2 separate regions of the Homo sapiens genome follow, and region 1 is linked to region 2. Evidence: read pairs that join two places in POLR2A ChIA-PET (ENCODE). Cell type or tissue: MCF 10A. All regions are shown on one strand. Each heading gives the region's core, and the rest is flanking DNA. Links, peaks and the distances in the headings are about the cores only.

Region 1 (8,327 bases), core at 96-8,095, 79 kb before region 2:
TTTCAAGGATTGTCCATGTTGTAGCATGTAATCAGTACTCATCCATCTTAAGACTGAATAAAGGCTAGGCGTAGTGGCTCACGCCTGTAATCCCAGCACTTTGGGAGGCCAAAGTGGGCAGATCATGAGGTCAGGAGTTCGAGACCAGCCTAACCAACATGGTGAAACCCCATCTCTACTAAAAATACAAAAATTAGCCGGGCATGGTGGCACGTGCCTGTAATCCCAACTACTCAGGAGGCTCAGGCAGGAGAATCACTTGAACCCAGGAGGCGGAGGTTGCAATGAGCCAAGATCGCACCATTGCACCTAGGCAACAGAGTGAGACTCCATCTCAAAAAGAAAAAAAAAAAGACTGAATAATATTCCATTGTAGGGATGGATCACATTTTGTTTATCTGTTCATCAGTTGATGGGCATTTAGTTGGATGTTTCCATTTTTTGGCTATTGTTAATAAGGCTGGTATAAACATTTGTGTGAAAATTTTCGTGTGGACATGTTTTCATTTCCTTTGGGTATATATGTAGGAGTAGAATTGTTGAGTTACATGGTAACTCTACATTTAACCTTTTGAAGAACTGTCAGACTGTTTTCAAAAATGGCTGCACCATTTTACATCAAGGCTACTTATAACATTTACTTGGTCTGGGGTTAATTGATGTTCCATTTGGCTATGGACTTGGGAACAGGCTTTTGCTGTTCAGGTAAGAAACTTCTGTCAAAGTCAAAGTTTCTCTCTATATCACAATCCAAATTTAGCAATCTAAAAGAGTATGTGTTTTTCCACAGTTTTAAAAAATAAGACTATTAGTATTCTGTCTAGAAAGAAAAAGAGTAATTCTGCTTATCAAGTTTCCAGATTCCTTTAGCCTCTTATGGCACACTTGCCTCTTCTCACCGTAAGTGACTGTGTAGGCCTCAGGGGTAGATGGACTTAGGCACAGTGGTATAAATGAAAGGAGACTGCAATATGTCCTCTCGTCGTAGACCTATGCAGTCCCTGGCTGCCTGCCATAACACAATACCAAAGACTGGGTGGCTTAAGCAATAGGAACTTATTTATCATACTTCTAGAGGTGGGGAACTCCACCATCAAGGTGTTGGCTAATTCAGTTCCCCGGTGAGGGCTCTCTTCCTTGCCTCTTACAGACATCCACCTTCTCGATGTATCCTCACATGTTGTGGGCTGGAGGGAGCGACTGCCAGGGAGCAAGCTCTGTTCTCTGTTCCTCTTCTTATAAGGACACTAATCTCATCATGGGAGCCCTATCTTCATGACCTCATCTAAACCTAATTACCACCAAAAAGCCTCATCTCCAACCAAATACCATCACAATGGGGGTTAGGGCTTTGACAGATGAATTGTGAGGAAACATAAACATTTAGTCCATTACCCCTCCATGTTGCAACAAAGTTTTCCATTTCACTTGAAACAGCATCCCTGTTCACAGCAGTTACAAGTGCAGATGGGCCAATAAATGTCTTATTTTAGTCACTCACACCTAAGCATAAATTAGTTTTCTTTTCTTTTTTTTTTTTCTTTTTTTGAGATGGAGTTTCACTCTTGTTGCCCAGGCTAGAGTGCAACGGCTTGATCTTGGTTCACTGCAACCTCCGCCTCCCAGGTTCAAGTGATTCTCCTGCTTCAGCCTCCCAAGTAGCTGGGATTACAGGCACCCGCCACCACGACCAGCTAATTTTTTGTATTTTTAGTAAAGACGGGGTTTCACCATGTTGGCCCGGCTGGTCTTGAACTCTTGACCTCAGGTGATCCGCCCGCCTCAGCCTCCCAAAGTGCTGGAATTACAGGCGTGGGCCACTGCACCTGGCCTCTGAGCATAAATTAATACAAGCTTTCCTGTTCCTCTTAATCTCTGTTTAAGTACAATCAGCACAAACTAAGGGGTTCTGATAGTGGAGAAGGTACTGAAAAAGGATAGGAAAGGAGTAATTTTAGGGTCAATCTAGAATGTGCTACATGCATTACTTTGATTAGGTTATTTACTCCTCATAACAACTACATGAGCTAAGCACTATTATTTTTACTCAGAAAGAAAGGAAAAGGCTCAAAAAGTAACTTACTGAAGGCCATTTAGCAGATTGTATGTGTAGTGCTGGGATTTTACCCTAAATTTACTTAATTCTAGAGAATCAGAGCATCCTCCTTCTATCCTGAGTTGAGAGCCAACTCGGGCTGGGAAGGAGGTAGAGAGGGTAGGGGTGTATGCAAAAGCCAAACTTTGTCTTTTCTACACATTTTTTTCATGTCCCTGGTTGTCACAACCACTTGCTGGCAGCACCCCCGCCCCTCAGTGGTTTGGCTGTGCAGAAGTGCTAATAAGTCCCTAAATGCTTTCCAGCTTAGTGGAGCTACTGTACTCCCCTAAGTGAGGACGGCGGCAACAGTTGCTAACTGGGCCACACACACTCTGGCAAAACTTCCTTATTTGGAAAAGTCTTTTCCATCCTATTTGGGCAGAAAGAATACAATCTCACATTTAAGATAAACAAAATGCCTTGACCTACATCAGAAGGGGCACTCGAAAACACTAAAACCCAGCCAAACACCAAAAAGATCCGGTATATTCCTAGCTACTTCCCTTCAAGTGGAAGGTGGTGGGGGCAGGGCAATGCTCAGAGAGTTAAAAGAACATTCACGAATTCCTTTTTCTTTAACCCCAGAAGCTGTTCTAGTTAGCAATAAGCTTTGAATCTCAGTTATATGGAATTTAGCACACTTTTTACTAGAGTTAAGAAAATACACATTTTTAGATTGTTCATATCATTGAAGTTGGAAGAGGCCTGAGTGGCAGGACAGTATACTTCCTTGGGTATGATTTAGCATTGCTTTTAATACCCTGAGGAGAGGTTACATTTGAAAATACAAGACCAAGTAGGTATTTGCAGGGTGGGCCAGTGGGATCGACCTGAGTGTCCGCTCCTGTCACTCTTGGAAACTGTGACCAGCAGCAGCTTGTTAGAAAGATGAAAAGAGAAAACTTAAGTCTCAACTCTCCCCTTGCAGGGTGAACTTGGGCAAATGACTTAACCTCTCTGGGCCTCAGTGTGCTGGTGTCTGAAGAGGAGTTGACTAAATGACCTCCAACGGCCTTCCCTGTATTGGGGCATTCTTTTTATTTTTGAAACGGAGTCTCACCCAGGCTGGAGTGTAGTGGTGCAATCTCGGCTTACTCCAACCTCTGCCTCCTAGGTTCATGCGATTCTCCTGCCTCAGCCTCCGAGGAGCTGGGATTCAAGCGTGCACCACCATACTTGCCTAATTTTTGTATTTTTTTTTTTTTTTTTAGTAGAGATGGGGTTTCACCATGTTGCCCAGGCTGGTCTCAAACCCTGAGCTCAGGCAACCCGCCTGCCTTGGCCTCCCAAAATGCTGGGATTACAGGTATGAGTCACCACGCCTGGCCCCTTCCCAGTATGGGCATTCTATTTTGTGATTTCCATGATTGTGGAAAGGGCTTCTCTAGGCTTGGGTATGCAAAAGAACACATGGGTTTCCAGTGCCCTCTAGACCCACCCTGACTTCCCTCTTGGTCCTTTTGCTCCCTCAGCCCTTCCAGAGCTCAGCCCTTCCTGGGTCCTGGAGCGAACCCCTAAAAGCCCCATTGGTATGCAAAGCATAAGAAGCCTAATACCCTCCATACCTGAAGTCTGCTGTCACCACCTGGCCCCGGGTGATGATGATGAATTAAATCAGATAAAATAACTCTTATTGATATTAGCTAACATGTAACCCCCTTCCCCACAAAAATACCTTAAGAATAATTTGAATATATGTGCTTCCCCGTGAAAGGTCCTAAAATCTGCATTCCTCATTTCTTTTTTCTTTTTTTTTGAGATGGGGTCTCCCTCTGTCACCCAGGCTGGAGTGTAGTGGTGCGATCTCGGCTCACTGAAACGTATGCCTCCTGGGTTCAAACGATTCTCCCACCTCAGCCTCCTGAGTACCACCACAGCCCAGCGAATTTTTGTATTTTTAGTAGAGATGGGATTTCACCATATTGGTCAGGCTGATCTCGAACTCCCGACCTCAGGAGATCCACCCGCCTCGGCTTCCCAAAGTGCTGGGATTACAGGCATGAGCTACTGCGCCCGGCCTGCATTCTTCATTTCTGTGGGAAGGAGAGTGTTGATTGAATGGGCTTCCTGTGCCCCTCAAATTGCTTGAAAGTTAGGCTGCTTTCTCTGATCAGGGAAACTTGGAGAAGTTGTGTTATCTTGGCAGGAATATTGCAAAATCAAGATGGATATTTTGTTTTCTTCTGCATTAATCTGCAGCTAATGCCAGTGAACATTATCTGTGTTTAATTACATTCGCTAACCAACTGACACAACTTCCCCTGGGAAGAAGCTTATCCGACTCTGACTCATGCTTTACAACATGTTGGATTTGAGGAAATGGATAATATACGCCCTGCTGGCTTTGGAATTTTAAACAGAAACCCACATGCCGCCGAGTCTCCGGCTTACTCCCAAATATGGGAGAATCTGTGCCCCAGCAAGGGTGCAGGAGGCATGCTCAGTGTGACAAAAGGCAAAACCTGTGGTGTGTGCGGGGAGGGCCAGAGCCAGCAGCCACTTAAAGGAGAAGGAACAACTGCAGGGAAGGGAAGGGAGGCCAACATCCCAAGGCACTTTTCTAGAGTTAGCTTGATTATGTCATGGTAGTGAATGTCTGATTGAAAGTAAAACGTATCCCCAGCATCAGGGGCCAAAGAGGGACTGACCTTTAGAGGCGTTTAGAGCAGTACTCACAGGCACAGCACTTCTGAATTGGACGAGATGATACAAGCCTTGTGCTGGGCTAGCTGGGTCACCCTGAACCAGGTGAGAAACCTCCTGGTAGCCAGGGTGCCCCAGGATTCTCTAAGAAATAGAGCTGTCCCAGAACACAGCGATTGGGGTCATTTTTCTTGTGTCTGAACCAGGAGGGAGGGGGCAGTATTCCACCTCCCCCTCCTGCTATGGCTGAGCCCCTCCACCCCCGCAAACTCTCTTCCCTTCTGTGCCGTCCTTGTGCTTCTTCTCCTTAAAAAACCTTTATTGGGGCTGGGCACAGTGGCTCATGTCTGTAATCCCAGCACTTTGGGAGGCTGAGGCCGGTGGATCACCTGAGGTCAGGAGTTCGAGACTAGCCTGGCCAACATGGTGAAACCCCGTGTCTACTAAAAATAAAAAAATTAGCTGGGCATGGTGGTGCAGTTGCCTATAATCCCAGCTACTCTGGAGGGTGGGGCAGGAAGAACTGCTTGAACCCAGGAGGCAGAGGTTGCAGTGAGTCACGATTGTCCCACTGCACTCCAGCCTGGGCCACAGAGTGAGACTCTGTCTCAAATAAAAATAAAAAAAAAAGGCTGGGCTCAGTGGCTCATGCCTGTAATCCCAGCACTTTAGGAGGCCAAGGCGGCGGATCACCTGAGTTCGGGAGTTCGAGACCAGCCTGACCAACATGGAGAAACCCCGTCCCTACTAAAAATACAAAATTAGCAGGGCGTGATGGCGCATGTCCGTAATCCCAGCTACTTGGGAGGCAAGGCAGGAGAATCACTTGAATCCCAGAGGTGGAGGTTGCGTTGAGCCGAGATTGCTCCATTGCACTCCAGCCTGAGCAACAAGAACAAAACTCCATCTCAAAAAGAAAAGAAAAGAAAAACAACCCAATGATATAAAAATATAATAATAATCATTCCCATTTAAAGCATTTTCTTTGCATCAGACACCATACTAAAGCACTTAATGTGCATCATTTTGGCCAGGGGCCATGGCATATGTCTATAATCCCAAAGCTTTGGCAGGCCAAGGCAAGAGGATGGCTTTAGGCTAGAAGGTTGAGACAAGTCTGGGCGACATAGTGAGACCCCATCCCTACAAAAAGCAGAAAAAATTTGCCAGGCATAGTGGCACATGTCTATAGTCCCAGCTACTGAAGAGGATGAAGCAGGAGGATTGCTTGAACCCAGGAATTCAAGACTGCAGTGAGCTATGACGGGGCACACCACTCAAGCCTGGGTGACAGAGCCAGACCCTAACTCTTAAAAAAAAATGCATAGTTTAATTCAAACTTCTCAATATCCCTATGAAGTAAGTATATTATCATCCTTATTTACAGGTAAGAACATTAAAATTCATACAAGTGAAGTAAGTTGCCCAAGACCACACAGCTAGTACATGCAAAGCTGAGATTTAAACCCAGGTGGTAGGCTGGGCGCCGTGGCTCACGCCTGTAATCCCAGCACTTTGGGAGGCCAAGGCGGGCAGATCACTCGAGGTCAGGAGTTTAAGACCAACCTGGCCAACATGGTGAAACCCTGTCTCTACTAAAAATACAAAAAAATTAGCCAGGCGGGTCGTGGGCGCCTGTAATCTCCGCTACTCAGGAGGCTGAGGTGGGAGAGTTGCTTGAACCCAGGAGGTGGAGGTTGCAGTGAGCTGAAATCATGCCACTGTACTCCAGCCTGGGTGACAGAGCAAGACTGCATCTCAATAAAAAATAAAAATAAAAAATAAACCCAGGTGGTTGCTCTCCAAAGGTTGTGTGCGTCAGCTACATGTGCTGCCTTGAGAGGTACAAGAAATAGAAAAATATCAACTGCAACCCACTACTTAAAGATAATCATTGTTATCATGCTTCCAGACCTCTCTTTATACACATATGCCTGGTTTTATCCTGATTTCAGTAGAATAAAATCTAGGGTTGGTTAAACCTCCAGAAAGAGAGTGAATGAATTGTCCAGTGCAATTTATCCGATTTCTCCTCTCCTTTAAAAGCTCTAGCTCAAGGAATCTGCACTTGGGACTGAGTCCACTCTCCTGGTCTCCAAGAGGCTCAGGTGTTTTGCTGGATGCACCATCCCAAGCACACAGTAAGCACTCAATAAATTCTCTCCAATTGCATTGTGAGGGACAGGTTCTTCTGTCAGGGAGCATAGCTTCTGCTCCCACGAGCATATTTAAGAGTTGCAAGGCTGGACACGATGGCTCACAGTACTCTGGGAGTATTGTGGGAGGCCAAGGTGGGCGGATCACCTGAGGTCGGGAATTCGAAACCAGCCTGGCCAACATGGCGAAACCCCAACTCTACTAAAAATACAAAAATTGGTTGGGCGCAGTGGCTCACACCTGTAATCCCATCACTTTGGGAGGCCGAGGCGGGCGGATCGCCTGAGGTCGGGAATTCCAGACCAGCCTGACCAACATGGAGAAACCCTGTCTCTACTAAAAATACAAAATTAGCAGGGCGTGGTGGCACATGCCTGTAATCCCAGCTACTTGGCAGATCGAGGCAGGAGAATCGCTTGAACCTGGGAGGCGGAGGTTGCAGTGAGCCAAGATCGCACCATTGCACTCCAGCCTGGGCGACAAGAGTGAAACACCATCTCAAAAAAGCAAAACAAAACAAAACAAACAAACAAAAAACAAAAATTAGCCAGGTGTGGTGGCACATGCCTGTAATCCCAGCTACTTGGGAGGCTGAGGCATGAGAATCGCTTGAACCCGGGAGGTGGAGGTTGCAATGAGCCCAAATGGTGTCACTGCACTCCAGCCTGGGCAACAAAGTGAGACTCTGTCTCAAAAAAAAAAAAAAAAAAAAAAAAAAAAAAAGCCGGGCGCGGTGGCTCATGCCTGTAATCCCAGCACTTTGGGAGGCCGAGGCGGGCGGATCACGAGGTCAGGAGATCGAGACCATCCTGGTTAACACGGTGAAACCCCGTCTCTACTAAAAATACAAAAAATTAGCCGGGCGAGGTGGTGGGCGCCTGTAGTCCCAGCTACTTGGGAGGCTGAGGCAGGAGAATGGCGTGAACCCGGGAGGCGGAGCTTGCAGTGAGCCGAGATCACGCCACTGCACTCTGGCCTGGGCGAAAGAGCGAGACTCCGTCTCAAAAAAAAAAAAATAAAAAAAAGCGTTGTGGGTTCTTTTGCCCCTCCAGATGGTGCTGGTGCTGGAGCCAAGTAAAGAACCACTTGCCCCAGTGAGCCTAGAAGACACAGGCATGCCATCACTCAGAGAGCAAAACTGATCCTACTACTGTAGTCCCATTTAAAGCCCTTGGTGCATTTATAATCCTGTCTTTCTCATGGCTGCTGATGAGGAGGGAAGCTTTGGGGACAAAGATGGACACAGGCCAGGTTGTATATGTGTATTCTGGGAGTTGGGGGAGCGAAGTTACTGTAGCAAAACCTGGATTCAATGGCACTTCTGGACCTCACAGGAGCTCCTGTCATCTGGGCCAGCCTAGCTTCAGGGGGATGGAGAACCACCCTTAGCTAATGGAGGGGCTCACTTTAAAGGGCAGTGGCATTTCCC
Region 2 (8,327 bases), core at 88-8,087:
TTTTGGAATCACTGGGCTAGCTGTATCATGTAATGCATAGAAGAATAGGAAACAAACTATTGGAAACAGAGACAGTGGGATTCAGAGCTGTAGTGGAGTAGACTACACACAGACATAAACCAGGAGTCGTGAACGTGAGCACCCACGAAGCTGTACAGGTAATATAAAGAGGGAAGCAGGCTGAGTGCAGTTCTTGACTTTCCTAAAGGAGCAACTGCTGCTCAGCTTTCACTGATTATTGCCACGTGGGAGCTGAAGACCAGTTTTGCTAGGTCTTCTGTATTGTAGCAGATCCTGTCAGTGCCAGCTTCCTCTGGCCTCTGGAGCCCACTCTTCCCTCCTGCACAGTAGGCTGGAAGTTCCCCAGGAGTTACCACTGCCATTACCCTTCCTCCCCTACACCACATCAGCGCCCAACCAGTGACTGATGAGTTTGGTGGATAAATACCCTAATGCCCTTGCCTCTCAGGTGAGAAAACTTTGAGATACATGTTGGACACTTTTCCCAGAGTTCTCCAGGAAAATTAAGCTCCAGCTGCCCATATACTCCTTCCTTGAAACCTCACCCTTATTGACTGTCTCAATTCCTTTCTGTAATTTTTTTTTTCTTCAGACGGAGTCTTGCTCTGTCATCCAGACTGGAGTGCAGTGGCGTGATCTCAGCTCGCTGCCACCTCCGTCTCCCAGATTCGAGCGATTCTCCTGTCTCAGCCTCCGAAGTAGCTGGGATTACAGGTGCCCGTCACCAGGCCTGGCTAATTTTTGTATTTTTTGTAGACACAGTGTTTTGCCATGTTGGCCGGGCTGCTCTCAAACTCCTGACCTCAAATGATCTGCCCACCTTGGTCTCCCAAAGTGCTGGGATTACAGGAGTGAGCCACTGCACTTGGCCTTTTTTTTTTTTTTTTTTTTTTGAGGCACATTCTCACTCTGTTGCCCAGGCTGGAGTGCAGTGGTGCAATCACAGCTCCCAGGCTCAAGCAATTCTCCTACCTCAGCCTCCCAAGTAGCTGGAACTACAAGCATGTGCTACCACGCCCAGCTAATTTTTAAATGTTTTTGTAGAGACAGGGTCTCACTATGTTGCCCAGCTTGTCTCAAACTTCTGGGCTCAAGCGAGCCTCCTGCCTTGGCCTCTCAAAGTGCTCGAATTACAGGCATGAACCTCTGCACCCAGCTCCCACTTTCTTTCTCTGTCTCACTTCCCCACTCCCTTACTGCAGTTTCCTGGAATTAACTCCCAAATAAACTACTTGGTACTGAACCCCCCTCCCAAATAAACTACTTGGTACTGAAGCCTTGTAGCAGGGTCTGCTTCTGAGAAAAATCAACCTAAGGACACCAAATGTTAAGATATTTGAAATCTGGGTTTGTTTTGTTTTGATTTTGGTTTTGTTAGAGACAGGGTCTCATTCTGTCACGAAGGCTGGAGTGTAGTGGCACAATCACAGCTCACTGCAGCCTCGACTTCCTGGCTCAAGGGATGCTCCTCCCAAGTAGCTAGAATTATAGGCACGCACTACTGCACTTGGCTAATTTTTTTTTTTTTGGTAGAGGTGGGGTCTTGCTATGTTGCCCAGGCTGGTCTTGAACTCCTCACCTCAAGCGATATTTCTGCCTCGGCCTCCCAAAGTGCTGGAAGTGCAGGTATGAGCCACTATGCCCAGCTGAAACCTGGATTTTTTAATGTTAAATTTTCCCAATTAAAACAGTACATGTTAACAAAATCAGGTCTGGGGTCTACATTTGACCAACAGACCATCAGTTTGGGATTCTGACATAAGCTAATACTTCATCTGTCTTTCTTATAGTAACCACCCAGCAAAGGAACACACGTACTAAAGAAGGTGTTTTAGAAAAAGCTGGAGGATGGCCAGGTGCGGTGGCTCACACCAGTAATCCCAGCAATTTGGGAGCCCGAGGTGGGTGGATCATCTGAGGTCAGGAGTTCAAGACCAGCCTGGCCGCTTTTACCAAAAAATACAAATATTAGCTGGGTGTGGTGGTAGGCACCTGTAGTCCTAGCTACTCAAGAGGCTGAAGCATGAGAATCGCTTGAGCCTGGGAGAAGGAGATTGCAGTGAGCCAAGATCATCAGGCCACTGCACTCCAGCCTGGGCAACAGAGTGAGACTCTGTCTCAAAAAAAAAAAAAAAAAAAAGAAAGAGCTGGATGAGGCCAGGCGTGGTGGCTCACATCTGTAATCCCAGCACTTTGGGAGGACAAAGCAGGAGGATCATTTGAGGTCAGGAGTTCAAGACCAGCCTGGCCAACATGGTGAAACCCTGTCTCTACTAAAAATACAAAAAATTAGTCAGGCATGGTGGCGTGTGCCTGTAATCCCAGCTCCTCAGGAGGCTGAGGAGAATCACAAGAATCACTTGGGCCTGGGAAGTGGAGGTTGCAGTGAGCCAAGATCACGCCACTGCATTCCAGTTGGGGCGACAGAGGGAGATGATGAGACAAAGAAAAGGGAAGGGAAGGGAAGGGAAGGGAAGGGGAGGAGAAGGGAGGGAAGGGGAGGAGAAGGGAGGGGAGGGGAGGGGAAGGGAAGGGGAGGGAAGGGAAGGGAAGGAAAGGAAAAGAAAAGAAAAAGAGAAAGAAAGAAGGAAAGAAAAGAAAACAAAAGAGCTGGATGAGAAAGTTCTAAAGGTAGAGACTCGTGCCACATGCAAATGGCGACTTAACATCGGGTCAATTAGAGAAGGACTAGGCAATGATGAGTGTTCTGCTAGAGCGGCAAGAAATGCCCGTGGCTCCCTGCTGCAAGCTTCCTCATTTGAATCAGGCCTTGGCAGCCACCACACCCACCAGGGTAAGTCATATGAAGGCCCCATGGGAAATCCCAGAGCCTAGCTAGGCCCAGTGGCCCACAGGCAGGCACTCCAGCAGCTGCACACTAAACTGGTTCTGTAGTCACAATGACAAGCCAGGGCCTGCTCGTCACAGGGTCCTCAGAATCAGGGTTTTCCGGTACCCAGTCCACAACCTTCCCTGGGGCCACAGTTGCAGCTGCTGTTCCCTGTGATATTAGCTCAGCTCACCTGGCCTCTTGGCACGAGGGAAGTTCCCAAGAGCGCAGGGGTGAGGACCTGGTCGAGGGAGCAGTAAGCCCCCTCCTCTGGCACCTCTAGCCAAGCCAGCTTTCTAGGTAGTCATCCAATTCAGCCACACAAAGTGCTGACAGGAGGAACTGTCATCCTGGGGCTGCATAAAGGAAGATAGGCCAGACCCTGGAGGGCAGAGGGCTGCACCTGGCTGGGATGCCCAGACGGGCCCATGGGTGACAGACAGCACCTTATGCCCCAAGCTCAGTTTCTAGCAGTGTTTGCAGAGCCTGTGCTATTTTAGGTTTCTTTGTCATCATTGCAGGCAAACTGGACTGGAGGAGTCTGATTAGAAGAGAAAGAACCGGTTTAACAGAGCTAGGGTGATGGGGGTTGCTTCCCGGAGCTGGCACCATAGCACCAGGCAGAAGAGCGGGTGTCAATGCTTCCGAGGCTCAAGACTGGTTTAAGATTATGGCATTGGGTTTCAGAGCAACTTGTCAGAATAAAGGAGGCAAAGAGGAGGACTTTGAGCTTCAGGAGCCAGAGGCTATAATTTCTGTCTCAGGAATAATGATGACAACAATAATACCCTTATTATAAATGTGCTTTATAATATACAAGATACCTTCATAGACATTATCTCATTTGATCCTTACTGCAGCCCTATGAGGCAAGCAGATATTCTTCATCGCATCTTAAATATAAGGAATCTAAGTCTCACCCAGGTAAGTGACTTGCCCAAGGTCACAGTCTTAAGAAAGTGGCAATGGCAGGGCCTGCATCAATGTAGAAAGGGGTTTGGGGAACCTAGACCTGCATAGCTAGAGGTCTTTGCAGGAAGAAAGGAACTCAGAGAATGAATGGGGAGCCCTGGCCTTCTGCTGATGGCCCCAGGAAATATGGGGCTTCATGGCTCTGTGGCCTGAGAAGTGACCCCATACACAGCCTGCTAGTGGTCTGGGCATGCAGGGCCATCACAGCGGGCCCCCAGGCAGCTTCATCTCCTCTCTTGGCTGGCGGGTGGGAAGGGTTTTTCTGTTCCCCTAATGCCGCCCCCTGAGTCAGCTCTCTGGCATTGCCCTGGCATGTCCTGGGCCCCACGCCCAGGCAGTGAGGAGGTGCTGGCAGATTGCCCAGGGAATGCTGCTGTCTTAACTTAAGCCAAATCCTAATTACGACCCCCTTCCCGGAGGCAACCCAATAATAGCTGCATTGGGGGCTGTAACTTGTAGGCACAGGGTGAGTCTCCCCTGCCCCTTGGGCTTTCTGGCACAGGTGTCACTGGGCACCCACCTTTACCTGACGGCTGCAGCCCTGGAGGGAATGCAGGGAACAAATCCATTTTATAGACTTTGGCTGAGCCAGGCTCCCACCCCAGGGCCCTGCTTGGGTTTCTGGTCACATCCAAATAGCTACGGAGGGAGTTGCTTTTGGACAGAATGGAGGAAAACAGAGCCAAGACTCCAGCCTGAAGCCGCCTCAGCTGTTTCTGGGGCTCTGACTCAGAAGCTGCTTCTCAGGAATGTGGAGCACTGGGGCCTCTGAGACCCTTGTCCAGGCACAGCGGAATGAACAACTGGGTGGAGGGGATGTTTCACTCTTCTCTGTCTTTTCTGAAAACACCCGCACACAGAAACTCACCACTGGGCAGGCTGAGAGCTCCTCCAGGAAGGAAGCCTTCCCGGACTCCCTCAGACCCCAGGGATCTATCCCTGGAAATGGCCACGGGCAGCCACAACTTGCACTTAGAAAAATGCGGCACTGCACGGGAGTCTGTCTCTATCCCTCTGTATCTTATCTCCCCAACTCTGTTGTGACTTCCTTGACCTCATGCTTCTGAGTGAAAAAGAGTGCCCTGAATATCACATTCATTTGACAAACATGTTGACTGACAGATAATCTGAGAAAAAGGAAGAAATAAATAAACAAAAAGAGGCAAAGATAAATCAGTGAGAAAGTAAGCAGGCAGATCACAACCCAAAGTCTGGGGAATCTGCTTCACTTCCCAAGCAAAGCTCCCAGGCCACCTGGAGAAGGAAGAGCAGGAAGGCTGTGTCGAGGTGGCCTGGTACTTCCTTGTCCCCAGCACCCACTCCAGCCCCAGATGCCCTCAGATCTACCAGAAGACACTGGAGATCCTTATACCTCCTGAAAGGAGGGGTTCTGCAGTGATTCTCCAAATGTGGATGATTTTCTTTTCTCTGCTTCTGGCCTTACTTCCTTGCCCTAAAGCAAGTAGGTGTCTCATGGGATAATTCACAGTGAAATGAGACATAGAGAGAACTAACCCTGGAGGAGAAATCATGTCAGCAGTTTATCACACAATGCATTGATTTTAGATTTGTCTGTGTACCTCATTAGATCATAAGAGCTGGGAGAGTAGAGAAGGGAGGTCTTGTTCACCAAACTAGTCCCAGAGTATAGCACCCTGCCTAGTACACAGAAGGTGCTCAGTTGGGTGCCCCATATACATTTGTTGATTTGGCTCATTGAGGGGCACCTGGAACCTGCCAGAACACTCCTGTTATCTAGCTGGCATCAGCAACTTTTATTCTGGAGCTCATTCCATGTCTGAGATCTAGTGATCTACTGGAAGAAACCATAGCTGGAGGCACCAATAATGGACTGTGGGGCCTTGGGTTCTAAGACAGACTTGGTGCTGGAAATGACCCCTGGGGTGGAGTGGGCTGAGTAATCTGGTAGCTCTCCGGCTCTCTAAAACTGGGTCTAAGGCGGCCTCTAGTGGACAAGCAGAATCACTGCCCGTTTGGGGTGGAGACCTAGCCTCCTCACTTCTGTGGCCCGCACCATCTCCAGGTTCTCCATCCTTGGGCCCAGAGTGGAAAGCATTCAAGATGGCACCACCACCAATATAAGCGGCCCATATCAGAACAGGATCCATCCAACGGACAGACCCGTTAAAAAGCACTCACTGTGTATAGCACACAGTGCTTGGCCACAAGATATGAGGAGAAGGAGATATAAGGAGGAGAAGACTAGGGCTCTGCTTTTAAGGGACCTATGATCTAAATGAGAAGTTAAAACCAAAATTTTAAGAAAGCAAACAGCAAGCCCATAATTAGGTGCCAACCATTTCAAGGGGTGAGTTCAGAGAATCAGCGCAATCTCATCTGTAAAATGAGAATACCAAAACTTACCCTTAGGGTTGTTATGATGATTAAAATGAGATAGTAGGGAGAAAATATGGCATTATTGTTGTTGTTGTTCAAGCAATCTATGTTCAACATAAGAAATTTATTATTTGTGGCCGGGCGCAGTGGCTCACGCCTGTAATCCCAGCACTTTGGGAGGCCGAGGTGGGGCGATCAAGAGGTCAGGAGATAGAGACCATTCTGGCTAACACAGTGAAACCCCATCTCTACTAAAAATACAAAAAAATTAGCCGGGCGTGGTGGTGGGCGCCTGCAGTCCCAGCTACTCAGGAGGCTGAGGCAGGAAAATGGCATGAACCCGGGAGGCAGAGCTTGCAGTGAGCCGAGATCACGCCGCTGCACTCCAGCCTGGGCGACAGAGTGAGACTCCGTCTCAAAAAAAAAAAAAAGAAGAAATTTATTATTTGTGTTTGTTTGTTTGTGTTTGTTGTTGTTGTTTTTTGGGACGGAGTCTGGCTCTGTTGCCCAGGCTGGAGTGCATTGTTGCAATCTCGGCTCACTGCAACCTCCGCCTCTCGGGTTCAAGTGATTCTCCTGCCTCAGCCTCCTAAGTAACTGGGATTACAGGCATGCGCTACCATGCCCGGCTAATTTTTGTATTTTTAGTAGAGATGAGGTTTCACCATGTTGGCCAGGATGGTCTCGATCTCTTGGCCTCGTGATCCTTCCACCTTGGCCTCCCAAAGTGCTGGGATTATAGGCGTAAGCCACTGTGCCCAGCTGCTAATTTTCGTATCTTTAGTAGAGATGGGGTTTCACCATGTTGGCAAGGCTGCTCTCAAACTCCTGACCTCAAGTGCTGGGACCTCAAGTGCCTCCCAAAGTGGCTTCCTGAGGGCAGGGACATCACCTCTTTTGTTCACTCCTTTTTTTTTTTGAGACAGAGTATTGCTTTGTCACCCAGGCTGGAGTGCACTGGCGTGATCTCTGCTCACTGCAACCTCCACCTCCTGGGTTCAATCAATTCTCCTGTCTCAGTCAAATAGCTAAGACTGCAGGCGCACGCCACCATACCCGGCTAATTTTTGTATTTTTAATAGAGACGGGGTTTCACCATATTGGTCAGGGTGGTCTCGAACTCCTGACCTCAGGTGATCCACCTGCCTCAGCCTCCTAAAGTGCTGGAATTACAGGCGTGAGCCACCGCGACCAGCCTTGTTCACTACTATATCCCCAGCACTGAGACAATGTCCCATTAATATTTCTTTTTTTTTTTTTAAGACGGAGTTTTGCTCTTCTTGCCCAAGCTGGAATGCAATGGCGCAATCTCGACTCACTGCAACCTCCGCCTCCCGCGTTCAAGCAATTCTCCTGCCTCAGCCTCCTGAGTAACTGGGATTACAGGCATGCACTACCATGCCCGGCTAATTTTGTATTTTTAGTAGACATAGGTTTTCTCCGTGTTGGTCAGGCTGGTCTTGAACTCCCGACCTCAGGTGATCCACCCACCTCGGCCTCTCAAAGTGCTGGGATTACAGGTGTGAGCCACTGCACTTGGCCAATATTTCTTAAAAAGGAAGAAAAAGAGATAGGGAAGGAAGGAAGGGAGGGAAGGAAGGGAAGAAAGGGAAAGAAAGGAAGGAAAGGAAGGAAAGGAGGGAGGGAGGGAGGAAATAAAAAAAAGGTAGAGAAAGAAAGAGAAAAAGAAAGAGGAAAATGAATAAAATGGGTCAGCAAAGTTAGAAGGAGGGCTACTGCAGAAACTCGGGAGGCTGAGGAAGGCCTAGTCCAGGATGGTGGGAGGGAAATAAAAAAGAAGAGATGGATACAAGGACATGTAAAGGGAAAAATATATAGGTGTCAGTTCCTAATGATATACAGGATGATAATGATAACAAGTACCATTTATTTAGCATCAGGCATCGAACCATTCACCTACAAATACTATCATTAAATTATTATAACAACCCTACAGTGAAAGTTACAACATCTTTATTTTACCAATGAGGAACATGAAGCTCAGGGAGCTTAGTTACCTTGCCCAGGTCGCACAAGTATTAATAGTAAGCAGCAGTCCCAGAATTCAAACCCAGCTCTGCCCTCTAAGCGAGATAAGGGATGAGTCAAGATTGACTCCAAGATTCTGAACCTAGGTCATCAGCAA

Evidence for each region. ChIA-PET counts read pairs that join two places held together with the same protein. Peaks named below come from ENCODE experiments on the same cell type or tissue, not always from the same donor. Only the 100,000 strongest peaks of a DNase experiment are listed, where the experiment ranks them.
Region 1: POLR2A ChIA-PET joins it to region 2 with 11 read pairs; 18 of 35 experiments call an interaction of 5 or more read pairs at or near these places.

What each region holds. Positions count from the first base shown.
Region 1 is chr10:73,962,433-73,970,759 of GRCh38, reverse strand. No RefSeq gene overlaps it. Among named protein-coding and RNA genes, the nearest start is that of VCL, 32 kb to the left of the region's middle. RefSeq lists silencers at 2,175-2,469, 4,355-4,649 and enhancers at 3,014-3,598, 3,599-4,184, 4,185-4,769, 2,791-6,661. In MCF 10A, for the core only: no CTCF peak of the experiment used is centred there; DNase peaks (open chromatin) are centred at 1,019, 4,489 and 5,279.
Region 2 is chr10:73,883,715-73,892,041 of GRCh38, reverse strand. It overlaps LOC124902454 (a long non-coding RNA gene), which reads left to right and starts at 2,579. Exons shown (of 2, transcript XR_007062196.1): 1 at 2,579-2,815; 2 at 3,373-3,580. RefSeq lists enhancers at 3,134-3,213, 2,670-3,628, 3,775-4,493, 3,657-4,856, 5,788-5,897. In MCF 10A, for the core only: a CTCF peak has its summit at 5,781 (motif pointing left); DNase peaks (open chromatin) are centred at 2,821, 4,141, 4,471, 5,771 and 1 weaker place.